Regions from separate parts of the Homo sapiens genome. Here region 2 is linked to region 1. A link is a loop called in an ENCODE intact Hi-C map of the cell type or tissue named here. Cell type or tissue: mammary epithelial cell. All regions are shown on one strand. Links, peaks and the distances in the headings refer to the core of each region. The heading gives the core; the rest is flanking DNA.

Evidence for each region. Peaks named below come from ENCODE experiments on the same cell type or tissue, not always from the same donor. Only the 100,000 strongest peaks of a DNase experiment are listed, where the experiment ranks them.
Region 2: a loop joins it to region 1, with 3 times the contacts of the local background. A loop is called at or near these places in 1 of 110 quality-filtered maps.

Annotation. Positions count from the first base shown.
Region 1 is chr9:20,231,206-20,241,244 of GRCh38, forward strand. It overlaps a transcript of SLC24A2 not described here. Among named protein-coding and RNA genes, the nearest start is that of MIR4473, 180 kb to the right of the region's middle. In mammary epithelial cell, for the core only: no CTCF peak of the experiment used is centred there; a DNase peak (open chromatin) is centred at 5,686; H3K27ac peaks cover 1,800 bases.
Region 2 is chr9:19,995,513-20,005,551 of GRCh38, forward strand. It overlaps a transcript of SLC24A2 not described here. Among named protein-coding and RNA genes, the nearest start is that of SLC24A2, 210 kb to the left of the region's middle. RefSeq lists an enhancer at 3,788-4,987. In mammary epithelial cell, for the core only: no CTCF peak of the experiment used is centred there; DNase peaks (open chromatin) are centred at 3,769 and 4,159; H3K27ac peaks cover 2,567 bases.

The sequences.
Region 1 (10,039 bases), core at 3,689-7,688:
GGGCGATGCGGGCTCTTTTTTGGTCCCATATGAACTTTAAGGTAGTTTTTTCCAATTCTGTGAAGAAAGTCGTTGGTAGCTTGATGGGGATGGCACTGAATCTATAAATTATCTTGGGCAGTATGGCCATTTTCATGATATTGATTCTTCCTACCCATGAGCATGGAATGTTCTTCCATTTGTTTGTAACCTCTTTTATTTCATTGAGCAGTGGTTTGTAGTTCTCCTTGAAGAGGTCCTTCACATCCCTTTTAAGTTGGATTCCTAGGTATTTTATTCTCTTTGAAGCAATTGTGAATGGGAGTTTACTCATGATTTGGCTCTCTGTTTGTCTGTTACTGGTATATAAGAATGCTTGTGATTTGTGCACACTGATTTTGTATCCTGAGACTTTGCTGAAGTTGCTTATCAGCTTGAGGAGATTTTGGACTGAGACGATGGGGTTTTCTAGATATAAAATCATGTCATCTGCAAACAGGGACAATTTGACTTCCTCTTTTCCTAATTGAATACCCTTTATTTCTTACTCCTGCCTGATTGCCCTGGCCAGAACTTCCAAAACTATGTTGAACAGGAGTGGTGAGAGAGGGCATCCCTGTCTTGTGCCCGTTTTCATAGGTAATGCTTCCAGTTTTTGCCCATTCAGTATGATATTGGCTGTGGGTTTGTCATAGATAGCTCTTATTATTTTGAGATATGTCCCATCAATATCTAATTTATTGAGAGTTTTTAGCATGAACGGTTGTTGAATTTTGTCCAGGGCCTTTTCTGCATCTATTGAGATAATCATGTGGTTTTTGTCTTTGGTTCTGTTTATATGCTGGATTACATTTATTGATTTGCATATGTTGAACCAGCCTTGCATCCCAGGGATGAAGCCCACTTGATCATGGTGGATAAGCTTTTTGATGTGCTGCTGGATTTGGTTTTCCAGTATTTTATTGAGGATTTTTGCATCAATGTTCATCAAGGATATTGGTCTAAAATTCTCTTTTTTGGTTGTGTCTCTGCCAGGCTTTGGTATCAGGATGATGCTGGCCTCATAAAATGAGTTAGGGAGGATTCCTTCTTTTTCTATTGATTGGAATAGTTTCAGAAGGAATGATACCAGCTCCTCTTTGTACCTCTGGTAGAATTCGGCTGTGAATCCATCTGGTCCTGGAGTTTTTTTGGTTGGTAAGCTATTGATTATTGCCTCAATTTCAGATCCTGTTATTGGTCTATTCAGAAATTCAACTTCTTCCTGGTTTAGTCTTGGGAGGATGTACGTGTCGAGGAATTTATCCATTTCTTCTAGATTTTGTAGTTTATTTGCGTAGAGGTGTTTATAGTATTCTCTGATGGTAGTTTGTATTTCTGTGGGATCGGTAGTGATATCCCCTTTATCATTTTTTATTGCGTCTATTTGATTCTTCTCTCTTTTCTTCTTTATTAGTCTTGCTAGCGGTCTATCAATTTTGTTGATCCTTTCAAAAAACCAGCTCCTGGATTCGTTAATTTTTTGAAGGGTTTTTTGTGTCTCTATTTCCTTCAGTTCTGTTCTGATCTTAGTTATTTCTTGCCTTCTGCTAGCTTTTGAATGTGCTTTTCTCGTTCTTTTAAGTGTGATGTTAGGGTGTCAATTTTAGATCTTTCCTGCTTTCTCTTGTGGGCATTTAGTGCTATAAATTTCCCTCTACACACTGCTTTGAATGTGTCCCAGAGATTCTGGTATGTGGTGTCTTTGTTCTCGTTGGTTTCAAAGAACATCTTTATTTCTGCCTTCACTTCATTATTTACCCAGTAGTCATTCAGGAGCAGGTTGTTCAGTTTCCATGTAGTTGAGTGGTTTTGAGTGAGTTTCTTAATCCTGAGTTCTAGTTTGATTGCACTGTGGTCTGAGAGACAGTTTGTTATAATTTCTGTTCTTTTACATTTGCTGAGGAGTGCTTTACTTCCAACTATGTGGTCAATTTTGTAGTAGGTGTGGTGTGGTGCTGAAAAGAATGTATATTCTGTTGATTTGGAGTGGAGAATTCTGTAGATGTCTATTAGGTCTGCTTGGTGCAGAGCTGAGTTCAATTCCTGGGTATCCTTGTTAACTTTCTGTCTCGTTGATCTGTCTAATGTTGACAGTGGGGTGTTAAAGTCTCCCATTATTATTGTGTGGGAGTCTAAGTCTCTTTGTAGGTCACTCAGGACTTGCTTTATGAATCTGGGTTCTCCTGTATTGGGTGCATATATATTTAGGATAGTTAGCTCTTCTTGTTTAATTGATCCCTTTACCATTATGTAATGGCCTTCTTTGTCTCTTTTGATCTTTCTTGGTTTAAAGTCTGTTTTATCAGAGACTAGGATTGCAACCCCTGCCTTTTTTTGTTTTCCGTTTGCTTGGTGGATCTTCCTCCATCCCTGCATTTTGAGCCTATGTGTGTCTCTGCACATGAGATGGGTTTCCTGAATACAGTACACTGACGGGTCTTGAATCTTTATCCAATTTGCCAGTCTGTGTCTTTTAATTGAAGCATTTAGTCCATTTACATTTAAAGTTAATAGTGTTATGTGTGAATTTGATCCTGTCATTATGATGTTAGCTGGTTATTTTGCTAGTTAGTTGATGCAGTTTCTTCTTAGCCTTGATGGTCTTTACAATTTGGCATGTTTTTGCAGTGGCTGGTACTGGTTGTCCCTTTCCATGTTTAATGCTTCCTTCAGGAGCTCTTTTAGGGCAGGCCTGGTGGTGACAAAATCTCTCAGCTTTTGCTTGTCTGTAAAGTATTTTATTTCTCCTTCACTTACGAAGCTTAGTTTGGCTGGATATGAAATTCTGGGTTGAAAATTATTTTCTTTAAAAATGTTGAATATTGGTCCCCACTCTCTTCTGGCTTGGAGAGTTTCTGCCAAGAGATCAGCTGTTAGTCTGATGGGCTTCCCTTTGCGGGTAACCCGACCTTTCTCTCTGGCTGCCCTTAACATTTTTTCCTTCATTTCAACTTTGGTGAATCTGACAATTATGTGTCTTGGAGTTGCTCTTCTCGAGGAGTATCTTTGTGGCGTTCTCTGTATTTCCTGAATTTGAATGTTGGCCTGCCTTGCTAGATTGGGGAAGTTCTCCTGGATAATATCCTGCAGAGTGTTTTCCAACTTGGTTCCATTCTCCCCGTCACTTTCAGATACACCAGTCAGACGTAGATTTGGTCTTTTCACATAGTCCCATATTTCTTGGAGGCTTTGTTTGTTTCTTTTTATTCTTTTTTCTCTAACCTTCTCTTCACACTTCATTTCATTCATTTCGTCTTCCATCGCTGATACCCTTTCTTCCAGTTGATCGCATCAGCTACTGAGGCTTCTGCATTCATCACGTAGCTCTCGTGCCTTGGTTTTCAGCTCCATCAGGTCCTCTAAGGACTTCTCTGCATTGGTTATTCTAGTTATCCATTAATCTAATTTGTTTTCAAAGCTTTTAACTTCTTTGCCATTGGTTTGAATTTCCTCCTGTAGCTCAGAGTAGTTTGATCATCTGAGCCTTCTTCTCTCAACTCGTCAAAGTCATTCTCCATCCAGCTTTGCTCTGTTGCTGGTGGGGAGCTGTGTTCCTTTGGAGGAGGAGAGGCGCTCTGATTTTTAGAGTGTCCAGTTTTTCTGCTCTGTTTTTTTCCCATCTTTGTGGTTTTGTGTACCTTTGGTCTTTGATGATGGTGACGTACAGATGGGTTTTTGGTGTGGATGTCCTTTCTGTTTGTTCGTTTTCCTTCTAACAGACAGGACCCTCAGCTGCAGGTCTGTTGGAGTTTGCCAGAGATCCACTCCAGACCCTGTTCACCTGGGTATCAGCAGCAGTGGCTGCAGAACAGCAGATTTTGGTGAAACGCAAATGCTGCTGCCTGATCGTTCCTCTGGAAGTTTTGTCTCAGAGGAGTACCTGGCTGTGTGAGGTGTCAGTCCGCCCCTACTGGGGGGTGCCTCCCAGTTAGGCTACTCGGGGGTCAGGGACCCACTTGAGGAGGCAGTCTGCCTGTTCTCAGATCTCCAGCTGCGTACTGGGAGAACCATGCTCTCTTCAAAGCTGTCAGACAGGGACATTTAAGTCTGCAGAGGTTACTGCTGTCTTTTTGTTTGTCTGTGCCCTGCCCCCAGAGGTGGAGCCTACAGAGGCAGGCAGGCCTCCTTGAGCTGTGGTGGGCTCCACCCAGTTCGAACTTCCCGCCGCTTTGTTTCCCTAATCAAACAGCTAACTCGGCAATGGCAGGTGCCCCTCCCCCAGCCTCGCTGCCACCTTGCAGTTTGATCTCGGATTGCTGTGCTAGCAATGAGCGAGACTCTGTGGGCGTAGGACCCTCTGAGCCATATGCGGGATATAATCTCCTGGTGTGCCGGTTTTTAATCCCATTGGAAAAGTGCAGTATTGGGGTGGGAGTGACCCAATTTTCTAGGTGCCCTCTGTCACCCCTTTCTTTTACTAGGAAAGGGAATTCCCTGACCCCTTGTGCTTCCCGGGTGAGGCAATGCCTTGCCCTGCTTCGGCTCGCACACGGTGTACTGCACCCACTGTCCTGCACCTACTGTCTGGCACTCCCCAGTGAGATGAAACCAGTACCTCAGTTTGAAATGCAGAAATCACCCATCTTCTGTGTCGCTCACGCTGGGAGCTGTAGACCGGAGCTGTTCCCATTCGGCCTTCTTGGCTCCAGGCTATTTCTTTCTTTTTTTAAAATTAATGTTTGTCTTGAGCCTCACTGTAAGCTTTCCAAGGACAGGAACTGGGATCCATATACTGTTGTACTCCCATTATGCAACCTAACATACCATAGTAGAAGCTCAATTGATGTTTGTTGAATGAATAAATAATCCAAGAGAAATAACTAGATATCGCTTTATAGAAGGTTTCATTAGAACCCAGCACAGCAAATGAGATAGGCGGTGAATTTTTAATAAAGTATCTATCAGCAGCAGTCAAGATCTGCTTTCTTAGGGTAACACGTGTCTCTGTGCTAAAGAAATCATTTCTCCAAAAGAGAACATGGAATCCCTGGTACTTTGTCCTTAGTTTGTTTTCTCATCTGAGATAGGAAAGCATGGCACCCTGACAGGTAAGCAAGCAGCCCTTAATTTTAAATATTCAAGACAGATACATACAATACTATCTGAGTGGGGGAAAGGTAAATCTAAAATAAATGTCTTTCATTATACAGAAACAGCTGTTTATTGATTTCCAAGAATTGTTGTGTGAGTGTTGGTTTGAAAGGGAGGAGGCCATCATGAAAGTAAGCATTCCATTTGTATTGGCTAGAAGCTGTGAATCAAAATTTTTCAAAGATAAATTTTCCTCTGTACTTGATTCTCTGTCGAAGGGATGTCTATTTATCTTGTCCATGTTACTGTCATGTTTGAGAGACATACTGAGCAGGTTGGATCTAAACCAATCAAGTCCAAGCTTTACGACCAGCAAATGCTGAATTTACAGTCATGTACTCAGAAACCCCTGAATAATTGAACTAAAAAAGACACTAGTATCCTGAATAATTAAACACCTTCTGTTGCATAAAATCAGCCTTCCCCAGCCCTGAAAAGTAGAATTCTTTTCACCTGCGGCGGGTGGAACTGTTTGCATAGTGGACTACAGCAGCAAGCTTGTCAGGGCACTTGTACCAGACATGAGGGTGATTATGCTATCTGAAAGGTATGTGCCTGTCATTTCCTAACTATTGCTGCCTACTTGTTTGGTCCTGCAGGAAATCAGGGATGGTTACAGCAAAACGTGACCCAGATCAATGAAGGATGGAGGGGGTGGGGACAGACAAACACAATAAGCAAGCAGAAGCCAGGTGTGTCTCACACTGTCAGGCTAAGCTGGAGCCTGAATCGCAAACACCAGAGACTCAAAAGAGCATCTAATCTGGGGGCTCAGGGCAAGATGGAACCTCCAGGTTACTCCTTGGCTATCTTCTGCTTCTTTGTGAAACTGTGAAATTTGCAAAGGGAAACTTTCAGATCGTATTTCATTCATTCATTTGTTCTGCTTGAGCATAAAGCATACTTCTATATGTATCATATATAATAAGCATCATCCTTGATAATAATGGCCACCATTTAGTGAGCACCTTCTAGGGGCAGACACTGTGCTAGGTAAAGGTAGGTCATAAAATTCACTGTCAAAAAAGAAACAGGCTGGAAAAAGTTAAGTCTATTACCCATGATTACTTAGCCAGAAGATGGCAGAGCAGTGTTGGGGCCCAGGTCTTTCTGACACTAGCATTCATGCTCTCTGCATCAAAGTAAACCACCTCTCTCAAAGCTGTTCCTAGGGATTGCTAGGGAAAGAAGAAAGGAAGAAACTTGGAAGGATACTGAAGACACAGACTAGAGAAGGTTAGAGAAGCCCTGAGCACACTGGCGTGCCATCTGGAACTTGGGAATGATGTGCATTTCTCTTTTTATGTTTTGCTATTCATGCTCAAGAAAGAGCACTCACCTGGCACTGGGAAGCACTCCGATTTTTTTTTGTTTTTAATGATTCTTAGTAAGACTTGATCTGAGCAGTCTTAATAAAGTGCAGGGGGATAATTCAGGCCTCTGTTGTGGTGGGTTTCTTAGCCCTATCTTCATAGGCAGAGTCCTCCTTGCCCTCTAGATAGAAGTAGTCTCCTCATTTCCCTCTAGATAGAAGTAGTCTCCTCATTTCCCTAGTGTTGAGTCATCCATTTTGAGTTTGCCAAGTTAGAGTCAGGTAGTTCTGGAAGGCTATATCCCTGTTTTCATTTACTGAAATGTCCCAGAAGGCTTGGGTGGAGGTGACAACCACACTCCATGGTGCAGGACCTCCTAATTTGGAGCTCCTGACTTGGAGTCATCTTGGCTTCTCAGAAGACGTAAGGACCCTTGGGCTGGAAACTGACATGTGGGTGGTCCAGCTGAGCCTCCACAGAAGGAAAAGCCCAGGTCTGTTCCTGCCTATTCAGATTCAACTACATTTATGAGGCCTGACACCTGCCAAGTACTTTGATACTTTCACGTGTTATTTCATTTCACCCTCACATCCACTCTAAGAGGCTGAAGTATTTTTCACATGTTATGAATTTTAAAAAATGGGCCACAGAGAGGTGCAGTGTCTTATGCATGATCAGGCACCTTTTGCACAGTAAAGCCAAAAACTCCGACCTTCACACACATAGGCTGAAAAACCAATTTAGCCATCTGCAGCAACATTTAAATTTCCTTTAGAGTGGAACTCTGAGTAGCTTGTTCTAGCACCCACCATACCACCCCAGATCGAGGAAAGAAAGCAAAGGGGTTCATGCTTTATGAACTGAATTGGCCAAGGAAATTATGATTAAAAATTAAGTTAGTCAGAAAATACAGCAATCAATGCTTTAAATGGGGCCTGGGGAGCAGGTGTACCCCTAACAAAAGTATAAATGGAAGTTCCCAGTCAATCCCTATTTTCTCCCTCTCTGGGCTGCTTCTAGCACTGTGAGGGGCCTTGTTTGCATGCTTTGGGACACCCCAGTGTACATGTCTTAGCTTTGTGTACATCTGTTGTCAATCAAATGTTTGTATTCTTCCAAAATTCATATGTTGAAGTATTAACCCCCAGCATGACTATATTTGGAGATAGGGACTTTAGGGTATAGTTAAGGTTAAATGATATTATAAGGATGAGGTGCTAACTTAATAGAACTAGTGGCCTTATAAGAAGAGGAAAAGAGAGATCTCCTTCTCTCCCTATTCCTGTCTCTTCTTCCTCCCTCCTAGTGACCTCAGAGAAAAGGCCACGGGAGGGCACATCTAGAAAGCAGCCATCTATAAGCCAGGAAGAGAGCTCTCACCAGAAACTAAATTGGCTAAATCCTTGACCTTGGACTTCTAGCCTCCAGAAAATAAATTTCTCTTCTTTAAGCCACTCAGTCTGTGGCATTGTTACAACAGTCTGAGCTGACTAATACAACATCCTATCCAAATAGCCACTGAGCAGAAGCTCACTTGGTCCTGTAAGTGGACTGAGGCTAGGGTTGCCACAAAACACAAAACATAGAGGATTCCCAGTTACATTTGAATTTCAGATAAATCACAAAAAAATTTTTAAGTATTAACTGTGTGTTAAGCATTGCATGGGACATTATAATAAAATTTTATTTGCTATTTATCTGAAATTCAAATTTAACTATGCACCTTCTATTTCATCCTGTATTTTTACTTGCTAAATCTGGCAACCACAACTGAGGCTCTGGTCAGGGAGCTCCAGGGACCTCAGTGTTCACAACATTGTCTAATGTTTAAGGGGGCCTGGTCAGGGAGAGTTGGGCCTTGGATAGGCACAGCCCTTTGTTCCCCAGACTACCTCATGGGGAGGGGCCCTCTTAGGCTTGAGGCCTAGGAAAAGGGCTGCTCTTGCCCAGGTCTAAGGGCAATATTGGTAGCAGATAGCTTGGAAAGGAGTACATGAGAAGAGCTTGAATTTAGGAATAAAGAGACCCAGGATCCATCATAAGACTTGGGCAAGTTACTTAATCTCTCTGAACTTTAGATACCTGAACTGTATGTAAAACAGAGCTTTACATGGAATAATATTTGTGAGAAAACTATCCCCATGCTTAACACATAGTAGCACATAGTAAGTCTCAATACCAGCTGCTTCTATTGTCAAAGAAAAAGAGATATGGTATGAAAATGCTTGAGTTTCCTTGCCTTCTGGCTTTTTTTTTTTTTTGTCACGGAGTTGATTCGAACCAGCTGTGAACTGGAAGAGGGTGTTAGGTATTTCAATTTGCCCATGAATGGGTTAGGAAAGGGTTACCCTGTCTAGTGGTAACCATCCGGGAAGCTTAGCAGTAGAGACTAGGCTAAGCATTTCAGGAGAGGTGAGAGAGAACTTGATCCCTTCTGGCCCATGAACTGATGTGTCTCCCTCTCCCCTACTGTTATTCACATGTCTCTGGGGCCTGGTGGGTAGGTGAGGCACTGTCCTTTTCAAGAAGGCAGGGAAAGAGAGGTGGAGGAGAGAGAGCAGAGCAGCCACCCTACCTGGGCAGAAGATGCTATGAGATATGTAAATATTCTCTTAATTCACCTATTTGTTTTTCCATCTTCAAAGGAGCCTGCCTAGATGAGAACTTAATCCCATGGGTTGTAACTCAGGACCATGAGGATACACACAAAGGGAACCCAAGGAAGCTGGCCCTAAGGCTAAGTGCTGAGTGTTGGAGGAAATATATAAATGAACTTGGAACCTCATGAAAGCTCAAGACTCTTCTCTCAATTTCAGTCTCATTCCCAAGCATCACGCTGTGGGATTTGACTCAGGGTGTTTCCCTTGTTAAAAGTCAAGAGTAAGAAGTAGGGGGTGAAGGCAAACTGGCTTGGGGCCAAACTAAGCAGCTTCCTTTTTAACTTGGATGTATTAATGGGAGTAGAACTTTTTTGAACTCTAAGATTGGCACTCAGGTTCCTTTCTTTCACAGATTGTAGCGGGGTTTTAAATGACTAGGAACTGAAATGACTATGAGGTTGGTCATTTCAGGGGGGTTTTGAGGCCCTAAGGCTAGAGAAGTACTGCATTTAGGGTGAGCAAAGGGGAGGAAAATTCCAGGAAGAGGGCTTCTAAGAAGAGGTTACCTAGAGTACAAATGGACATCGATTGATCAATGTGACCATAATACTTTCACCAGCCCCTTCTGCACCTGGGAAGGTCTCTCATAACCAGTTACAGAGTCTCTGCCCCTGAAAGGCTACTGCATCAATAGATTCTCTACCACACGCAGATGAATTGAGGCACAGTTTCAGGAGTCTTAACTTCATAAGAAGATGCTTTCTCTTTCCTCATCTCCTCCCTCAGATCCACTCTCCTCCTGGAAGAAAGCATTTCTCATTCTGTTTTAAATTACAGTAATGAAGATGTGATATGAAATAATACAAGGTAGGTACCTTTACCAATGAAACCACGTGTCTTCAGAATCTATCAACACCTGCAAAGACACGCATCCAGTGCTCACCTGGTGTTAACACTGAAGTTTTCTTACATTCACCATATTAGGACCCAAAAGAAATTACTCCCATAGACTTA
Region 2 (10,039 bases), core at 2,017-6,016, 240 kb before region 1:
TCATAAGAACACTAGATATTTTGAGCCAACTCCCTCCTACTAGCAAGGAGAGGTTAAGAATGATCATAACTAATGTTCATTTAGGTACCAGACATTCTTTGAAGCATTTAACACATTTAAACTCTTTGACCTTCTTTACAGAAATATTATTCTGCTATAATCTTTACTGTAGACATGAGGAATTTGAGGCACAGAGCAGTTAGCTAGTTAGTTCAAGATCATCCAGTTGATAAGTGAGGGAGCCCATATGCAAATCTAGGCAGTGCACCCCAGCATCTAGCCCTCAATCACTCACCATTTCCTGATGTTCAACAGATGGGGCAGGCATCATGTGCTTAGTCAAGGCAGCCTGGCCTAGGCCCCTCTCCTCTTTAGAGATGAACATGCATACACACTGCTGAGCTAACTTCTTAGAGGCTATCTGGGGAGAAAGGTAGACTGGATTCTTTGGGTAAAGTAAAGGGAAGGTTGGAAGAGAACCACTACTTTCAACCTTTTTAAGAAGATGCATGCTTCAAGACAGGTGTTTCAGAGACATAGAGCTAGAAGAGTAAAATTAGCAAAGATGCTTGTAACTGTGCATGCATGAACTATGTAAGGAGCATGGGGTGTCAGATAGGGTAAAGTTGGGAAAGAAATATGGTGCTGTGAAGAAAAGGCTGGCTTCAGATTTCAGAGAATTTTCTTTGCATCAAAGGGTTTGATTTTACTGTTCAGGGTAATGCTTCACCAACTTTTCTATTCTGTTTTAGGAGAGTGATTGAATATTTTCATAAGTCCTGGGGCATGGTCAGAAGCCAGTGACTCCTGTGAAATTCCTCTGAAATACCATATTTAGTCTCTAATATTTGAGTCGATTATGTGTTCCACTCCGTAACATATTTATATTTGTTAATATATGAATACATCACATTCATCACTCTTGGCGTTAAAGAAGATCCATCAATGCCAGGTGCGGTGGCTTATGCCTGTAATCCCACACTTTGGGAGGCTGAGGTGCGTGGATCACCTGAGGTCAGGAGTTCAAGACCAGCCTGGCCAACATGGTGAAATCCTGTCTCTACTAAAAAAATACAAAACTAAGCCAGGCATGCTGGCAGGTGCCTGGAATCCCAGCTACTCAGGAGGTTGAGGGAGGAGAATCGCTTGAACCTGGGAGGTGGAGGTTGCAGTGAGCCGAGATGGTGCCACTGCACCACTCCAGCCTGGGTGACAAGAGTGAGACTCCGTCTCAAAAAAAAAAAAAAAAAAAAAAGGAGATCCATCATGATTATCCTATGCCTTCACACCCTCCATAACGAGTAACACCTTACCCCAAGTGGTACGTTTCCCTGGTTTGAGAATTGTAGCTCTAGTTATAAGGAGCCATTAGAAGGTATTAAACTAAGTAGCAACATTATTAGATTTGAATTTTAGAAAGCGCTCAGTGGTAAAAGCATGGAGAATGAAGTAAAGGAGAACAAGACAAAAGAGAGGGAGACAACGAGTTGGGAGACTGTCCATTATTGCAGGCAAAAGATGGTGAAAAAAAAAAGGCAAAAAAAGCAAACAATTTGCTGAGCTCTTCAACTAGGCATGCTTCTTGAGAATAATTACGAGAGAGAGCACAGAGCATTTTCCTCAAGACAAGAAGAGAGATTTAGAACTTAGTCATCACAATTTTACTGTTTCTTCTTAATAATTTTTGGAATCTGGTCTTGGTGCTAGATTTGCAATAATCAGACTAGGTGTGAGTTTAGGGAACCAGCAAAGCAGGGGCACAGAAAGAAAGAGAAAGAGAAAGAGAGAAATTAGAATAAAGATAATTCCAGTACCCATTTAAGCTTTATGTCACCTCAAAAAGTAAGTTTACTTTACAGTTTGATACAACTTTGATTTTGACTTTCATATGGAAGTGGACGTACCATATTAGTTTAGGTCATGATACCTTTTACATTCTTAAGCTATTCCTTGGAGTGAGGAACTGAGGTCCCCATTTGTGAGCCCAAGAAGATCAGAGGAGGTGGTCAGGATCATTCAGCACACTCTCAGCAAGTGTCAGACTCACCCAACAACAGAAAGGGAAACCCCAGTCACAGATCCACTATTATAGAAGGGGAGAGGTAAACAGAGAGAATTTACTGAGTGGTTAGAAATGATTCCACTCATGAAAAAACAGGCGTACAACAGCAGCTAGGAGTGAGCAAGACAAACTCCAGTCTTCAGAATTACACACAGATTCAGCTCTGTTGAGATCTTACTTGATGACATGGTTGGACTCAGGCAACACATTTTATTTGCCAATGAAACTGTATTTGGATAAATAGTTAATTTGCCTGTGTCCCTCACTGCAAAAGAGAAGCTCTTATTTCCTTCTCAGTTTGAATCAGATTTGAATCAGAATTTTATCAATAGAAGATTCAGCATTAATTTTCTCTGGCTCTTTCCAATAGGCCCTCCTAGTTACTATCTCTTAGTTCATACCTGGCATCCTTATATTTTTGGGAAAAAAGCCAATACTATTAAGGATAAGCCATACAATAATAAAAATTATATTAATAATAATGCATCTCTCACTATTTAGCACTTACTCTGTGCCGGAAGCTGTGGTAAGTAATTTACATTCATTGTCTCAATTGGTCTTCACAATGAAACAACAAAATCTGTAATTATCATTTTCTCCATTTTAGAGATGGGAGATTGAGATTTAGACATGGCAGGGCTAGGATTCAAACTCTGGCAGATGAACTCTGAGTGTGCCCCTCTTCAGAAATGGGTCTTCCATTCAGACCCATTCAGGGGTTAACTCAGCCTGAACTCGCCCACACATACCCTGTTTTGAGCTCAACTTCCTTCTGGCAGCAGTACTTCCTGAAGCCTGTCAATGATTCACTTCCGGGTCACCTCTACCCTCTGTGAGCCTTGTGAGACATTTTAAATGCCAGAGCCACATTCATTCATTGTAGCTCCAGCATTTCTTTTCCTAGGGACATGCTATTTTCATTAGGATTAAAACAGCCCCCAGCAATAAATATTAAAAACCTGCCCAGTGAAAAGAGCAGCTTCCTCAGAAGCTTATGAGGATTAGAATTTTTAAGCAGGCCCCGCTTCCTATGACCACCCCTCTTCTCCATCCCTTTGTGTGCTCCCACATGGGTGTGCTTTCAGCATCAATCAGATTTGCTGTTTTGCTCAAATCCGTTCATACTAATTGTCTGCCCATATTGCTGTGTGCTCTGGACAGAATGGTCTGGGAGAAATAGAAACTCACTCCTTCTCCCACCCCTGGGGGGATTCAGATTTTGTGTGCTTGATCTTTGTTGGTGGCAAGATAAAAATGCTTGCTATACATAGCAGCTTTCCTCCTTCATGTTCAACGGCAGCCCTGATGATGGGGGACCTCAGCCATCCTATTTGTTCTAAAGCCACCCACAGAAGAATCAGACCAGCAGAAGCCAGAAATAAGCTAGCTGGGGCTGCAAGTCTCTTTGTGTGTGGTGATATAGCAGAGAGACTTGGGAAAGTCAATTATTTTCAGTATGAGTTTTGGTTCCACTGCTTCATGGTGTAAGATGGGGATCCCCAATTTGTTCATCTGTAAAATGAAGATGCTAATGCCTACCCACTGGGGCTATTGGGAGAATTAAAGACCTATATAAAGTGTTTAGTGCAAGACTTGGAGCAGGGAGCCACGGCTTTGCCTGTCACTCCTTCGCCTCCCTGGCTGGAAGCCTGAGTAGTAGGTGAGGCATTTATTATCCATGTTCATTAACATCCCTGAAGACTTGTGGTTCCTGTATTGAAAACCACACTGAGTGTTCCCAGTTAATTGGGTGTCCTTGGGCCTGAGTTTCTCTACACAAATATATGAGCTTGGGATTTTTAAAAAGTATACAGTAATTATATTCTTGGACAAATGGTACCTTTTCTAGAAAAGCACAGAGAATTCTTTCAGCACTCAGGGCTAGGTAGGAATTGCTTGATGTATGGGTAGCAACTCATAGTAACTAATGATTTACAATAAATACTCCAACAAAGAAAAGTCTGAGTAAACTCTATATTTCATCCTCATGGCAATGAGCTACAAAAGGTTTGCATTTTAAATCAACTGGTGGTTGTACCCCAGAAGGATGTGGTCTAAATAGATTTGTGTGACAGGGTAATTACTCATCACGGAAAGGATCCCAGCTGTCATCATGGTTTCTCACTAAGCAGTCAGTGAGTGAGCAGTTATGGAATTACAGGGCTGACCTCCTGTGTCCTGCCTTACAGTCATCCTGAGCCAGAGTCACAGAGTTTCATCAGGGGGACCCAGGAGGCACAAAGCAGTCAACACCCATGGCTGAGAATCAAAGTCTAGAAGGGGCCTGTTTTCAACCTCTTCATCCGGGTCACTGGTGGCAATTTTGCCAAGTGACTAAAGAGCTAGACTAGGAGTTCCCCAGTTCAGGGTCTTAATGGCCTGAATGTTCAAGACAGTGTGGAGAGGTTCAGAGACTGCAGTCTTTGGGGTTACACAGACCTGTGCTGGAGTCTCAGTCTTTGGGGTTACACAGACCTGTGCTGCTGCTCACTTTGTGATCGATCTGCAACTAAAAAACCACATTTCTCTGATTTACTATTTTTCTAGCTGTAAAATGGAGGTAATAATTCCTACTTTAAAAGATTTTAAACTAGTATGTATGGAAATGGTTGGCACTTAATGAACATTATTATTTCACCTTTTGAAGTACCATTAGGTGCCAGAAACTGTGCTAAGCATATTACATGGACTTTGCTCATAACAGTTCCCTATTTTATGGATAAGGAATTGGAGGAATCTTGCCCAAGTAGCTAGTATGCAGCTAGTTAGTAGCAGAGACAGAATTTGACCTAGGCAGGTTGGATCCAGACTGCCCTATAATCATCAGAGGGTGAAAACATACCTTCAACTGGAGTTTCAGAGACTTTTGTGCCAGTTCTTGATAAACATTGTATAGGTATAAACTCTATCTTCAAAAAGTTTATCCAGTCTCATTGGAGGACAAGGGAGAAACATCAGAACACAAACGGCCCTGAGAATAGACCACCTGGCAACAAACAATAACTGCTGTAGGAGCTCAGTGAAGATCAGGAACTCACGACACATGGATCTCTTCTCCCGCAGTCTCCATATCTGCCACATTTTTTTGCACTGGAGTTTCTTATGTGTCAGTGTTATATAATTTTAAGGCTCTGATTTTGAACTAAAGAATGGACCCCAGTTTTGCCTTAAGCATAAAGACAGGAAATATACATGCCCTAGAGACTAAGTTAACAGTAAAATGTGAGACTGTTCCTCCTCTATACACAGAGAAAACTTTCATGGGAAAAACAGGATCACTGTTGAGACAGAAAAGTTATGTATGAGAGGGTGTGGAGGACGGAAGGAGGCAGGAAGCATAACTTGGAATTATTGCTTTTTAAGCTTAGAAGGGTCATCTGACCCTAATGGATAGTAAGATGAATATTATCTTGGTATCCAAGAGCAAAGATCACGTTTTGAGGCCCTTTCTCTCCCCATCCATTGCTCTAATGGGCCCACCCTCACTTTAAAAATAAACAATCAAATGCAAACGTGGCAGTTGCATTTTGTGGGCCACAAAGGAGAAAGTTAAAGCCTGGAGGATCAGCACTTCGTTTCTGATGGCAGAGCCTGCATTGTCCCTGCTGCGCCACACATCCTGTCCTCTTAGATCCAGCAATGAGTGGGCTGAGGATAGGAGGGAGTGTGCATCCACCTTCCTGCAAAGCTGCAGGTTTACCTGTGGAGAGTGCTCTGCATGCCTCACAACGCACCCTCTCACCCTCCTGGCACTCTATTTTGGCTCAGGTCTGCATGGAGAGAAGGGAACTGTCCTGCGGAAGAAATCTGGAAGGGGGTTAAGCCTAGCAGGAAGGGGAAGAAGCCAAGGCAACCAATTAATTTTCCTTTGCTGCTTAAATCATTCTCGCCCAATCTGCTGAGCTGAGAATAAGCATAACTGTCCCCAAGGTGTCAAGGCCCTGCCTTTTTTGGGTAAATCACATGGGAATCAAAAATAGAACCACTGTGAAAAAAGGCGTCTCAGTCCACCCTCCACTGGCAATGGCTGAGTTTGGTGGATATTCATCTCTATTCCATGTCATCCGCCAACTTTGAGGCCTGCTTGCCACATCACCAAAGAGGTTGCTAAGCATCTTCCTACCGAGTCTTTAAGATTTGTTACATGGATTTGGGCATTATACAGACATGTCTTTTATTTATGATGCCTCTGGTTAAAGGTTGCCTCTCCCAAAGAAAAAAAGCTTCACAAAGCAACACCTACTTTGATCCAGCACTAAAATATTTAGTAGAGTGCTATCTCCCAAAATGTGTTTATTGAAACATCAGTTCTGTGATATATTCCCAGAAAAATGTACTTCATGGAAAATATGTAAGTCCACATAAGAATACTAAAGGTAAGAATACTGTTTATGTGAGTTTAATACAGCATTTCTAAAATTTATTTATTGATAGAATTCTTTTGATTTTCAAAAGTTTGAGGCAGTCCTCAGGGCTGAGGACTAAAGCCCTGCTTTAGTGGAACATACTTAGGTAAATGCTGATGAATCCACAAGGATTGTTTTAGTACCACCACCTCTGGTGCAGAGACAAGCATTCTGCTTGTCACCACAAGATTTCAACATCGGAAGAGTAATAGTAATACCAATAGCACTACCATTTCACCCCAACTCTGTGTCTACGTAGGCTGTTGAGCCAGCACTGATGTACCAGTAGTTGAAAGGTGTCTCTGAGCAATGCACAAAAGGCTGCCATGTTAGAAAAATGATTAGCACTTTATTCTACCAAAAGGCTTACTGCAAGCTACAAACCTTTTTTTTTTTTTTTTTTCAGTAACAATTATTAGTTTGGTACCCTTTTGAAAAGATAATAGCATAACACCAGGAAAATCTACTCAGGGTATAATCAGGCATAAGCACAAAAGGAGTGTCACTGCACTTACTGTTAAAACAAACTCAGGTACCCTTATTAGACCCATTTTGTAGATGAGTAAACTGAAGATAACATACTTCAATGTCCCACTGCTGGTACATCACAGAGTTAGGACTTGAACTCAGGCAATCATAGTTGAGAGCTCACTCTCTTAACCACAGATGGGACAGGTAAATGATGGAAACTCCAGACTGGTGCACTCACAGTGACTGTCACCAAGGAGGTCACAGAAGTTTCTGGTTTGTCTTCTTCCATATATAGAACAGCCAAACACTTCTGGATTTTTCCTCCCTCCTTGCCCACTGCCCATGTCTGGTGGTTTCAGGAGGGGACAACAGCAGGGCTGGCTGTATTCCACATAACAGGGTTTTTCTTAGCTGTAGCCTCCACACACATCCTCCACCTACCTGTAGGGCTGACTCTACGGATGTACAACCAATACATTCACAAATGGCCCCGTGTTTAGATGGCTCTGTGCTTGGTTTAATGGTCTGTTGTCAGCATCCTGAAATTCTTAATAGCTTTCGAAAAGGGGACCTGTACTAGGCCCCATAAATGATAAATCTGGTTCTGCCTGCCTATTTGGCATTCATTTTGTTTGTTGAATTAGATATGGTGGTGAGGGAAGGATTTTGTGTAACAAATCTATATGAGAGGATTCCCCCAAAATGTATAAAGAATGGTCACTGCAGATAATATATGGCAACTAACCAAACACTTGAACACGTAACACACTTATACAAAACTATGCCCATGACCACAGGCAAAATGATGCTTGTAAGACTCTAATCCAGCAATTAGCCACATAGCCACATATCCACAAGTCAGCCAAAATCCACTCTTGTTTTCTCTGTCGATATGGTGAGCATGCTATTGTCAGAGAGAAATGCACCACTGTAGGAGAAACTACTTCGTCTTATGAGATTTGATTTAGAAATTTCAAGCTATCAAAATGTTCCTACATTTTGGTACAGTAGTCCTACTTTGGGGAATTTAGACTCAGGAAATCCTTTTTTTTTAAAGTATGAACCCTCATATTCCTTGAGGTATTAGTAAGAAGACAAGAGAAAACCCCCCAAATGTTCAAAAACGGGGTATGATTAAATAAATTATAGATTCCACTTGATAGAATGAATGTCAGGGGTTGGCATTTAAAGGGCCAGGCAGTAAATACTTTATGCTTGTGGGTCATAGGGTTTCTGTCACAACTACTAGCTCTGCTGTTGTAGCATGAAAGCAGCCATGGGCAATACAAAAATGAATGGATGTAGCTGTATTCCAATAAAACTTTATTTATAAAAACAGGTAGTGGACCAGATTTGACTGGCAAGAAGTAGCTTGCCAATGCCTAGTACTATCATTTAAATGGTGATTATGAAGACTGCCTGAATGTGGGATGTTTAACGAAAAAAAAAAAAAACAGGATAAAAACTTGTGTGACCATAATGATTACAACTGCATATATGTATATGTCTATGTGTATAGAAAAATCTGGGGAAAAAACCTTACATATATGTAATTAGTTGGGCTAGAGTGCTAGGATTCTGGGTAATTTTCTTTTCTTTGCCCTGAGAGAGATTTTCTCAGCCTTGATATTCTTTCACATACAGAATACTGACTATGTATAAAACAGGTATAGACACAGACCCCTTCTAATGAGTACCAGCTAACAAGCACCTAATAGATGATAAGGGAGCATGGGCTGCACTCATGCAATCGCCATTTGCTTCATAACCTTTGCTTCCCAAATACTTAGCCTCCTACCTTTGGAGGTTTCCTTCCATTGGCCTAACACCAGACATGGGCAGGACATTTTTGTTGACCGGTGTTCAGCTGGGCCTATGACCACTCTGTTGGTCAGGCTTTTCCAGGGAAGCTGGTCATAAAACAGCAGCTGAGCACCTGCAGTGGGAAGAGTGGGGAAAGAGAAGTGACATTGTGACATTCTTTAAGAGGAAAAAGTATAGTCCTAACTATCTTATCATGAATCCATCCAGTTAATAACAGAATATAGGCTGCCATAAATTTGTGTATGAGACTACCTGCCTAAAGACTCTCATTTTGTTTTATTGAACAATGGGATGATCTCCATTAGTGGATTTCACCATATACAGATGTAGTAAAAATCATTAATATATTTAAATTTGTTGAGCTGGAGTTTTATAAGGGATTTTTTCCTTGAGGAAATTGATTTGGTTTTGTATATGTGTTCATGGCAATATGATATATCTTGTCTCATTAAATTCAAAGAATGAAGGATTATAACAAAACAAAGTAGGCACTGCTTTTATGAAGCATGCCCAACAATGTGCTGTGAAGATGATGATTTTTTTTTTTCTTCCTTTGGGATTTCATAATTGAACCTGAGTTGATGTAAAGAGGAGATTTCTGAATGAGGAAAACTTGAAAACAATATCACTTTTTTTGAAAAAAAAGAAGCATCTGTTTTCTTTATCCTTGAAGTATCTGATACTAAATAAGAGATTTTCTCTTTATTGCTCCAGTCTATTGGTTATCACAATGAAATAATTTCCTAAACCATACCTTTGTTACTGGTTGTCAGCGAAATAGTTATGCTATGTCCAAATATGGGCATTAAAACTTAACATCAAATCCATAGAAAGGAGGGTGTCTAGAGAAAAGTGTCTTTAATTGTAATCTACATGCACCTGATAATCACCTCAAAAATTAATTAATAATTACCATTCACTTTATCCATAATTAATCACAAAGTCAAGCAAATTGGAAAGCCCTTTTTCATTTGAACAAATTGTTGGACTTGGGAAATTATCCCATAGCAAGAACTGGGGCAAAGATGACTAACCTCCTGGCAATCCTAAAAGTGTTTAAGGAATCAAAATAATTAAAAAAACAAATTTTGAGGGCTTACTCTGTGTCTAATATTGTGCTGAGGACTTTACATATGTTAGCTTGTTTAATCTTCACAGTGGCCTAAGGAATAGACGCTGATATTGTACCCATTTTACAGATGAGGAAATACACAATAAGATTAAGTATCTTGCTTAAGATCACAAAGTTACTACATTGCTGAGCAAAGACTTGAAC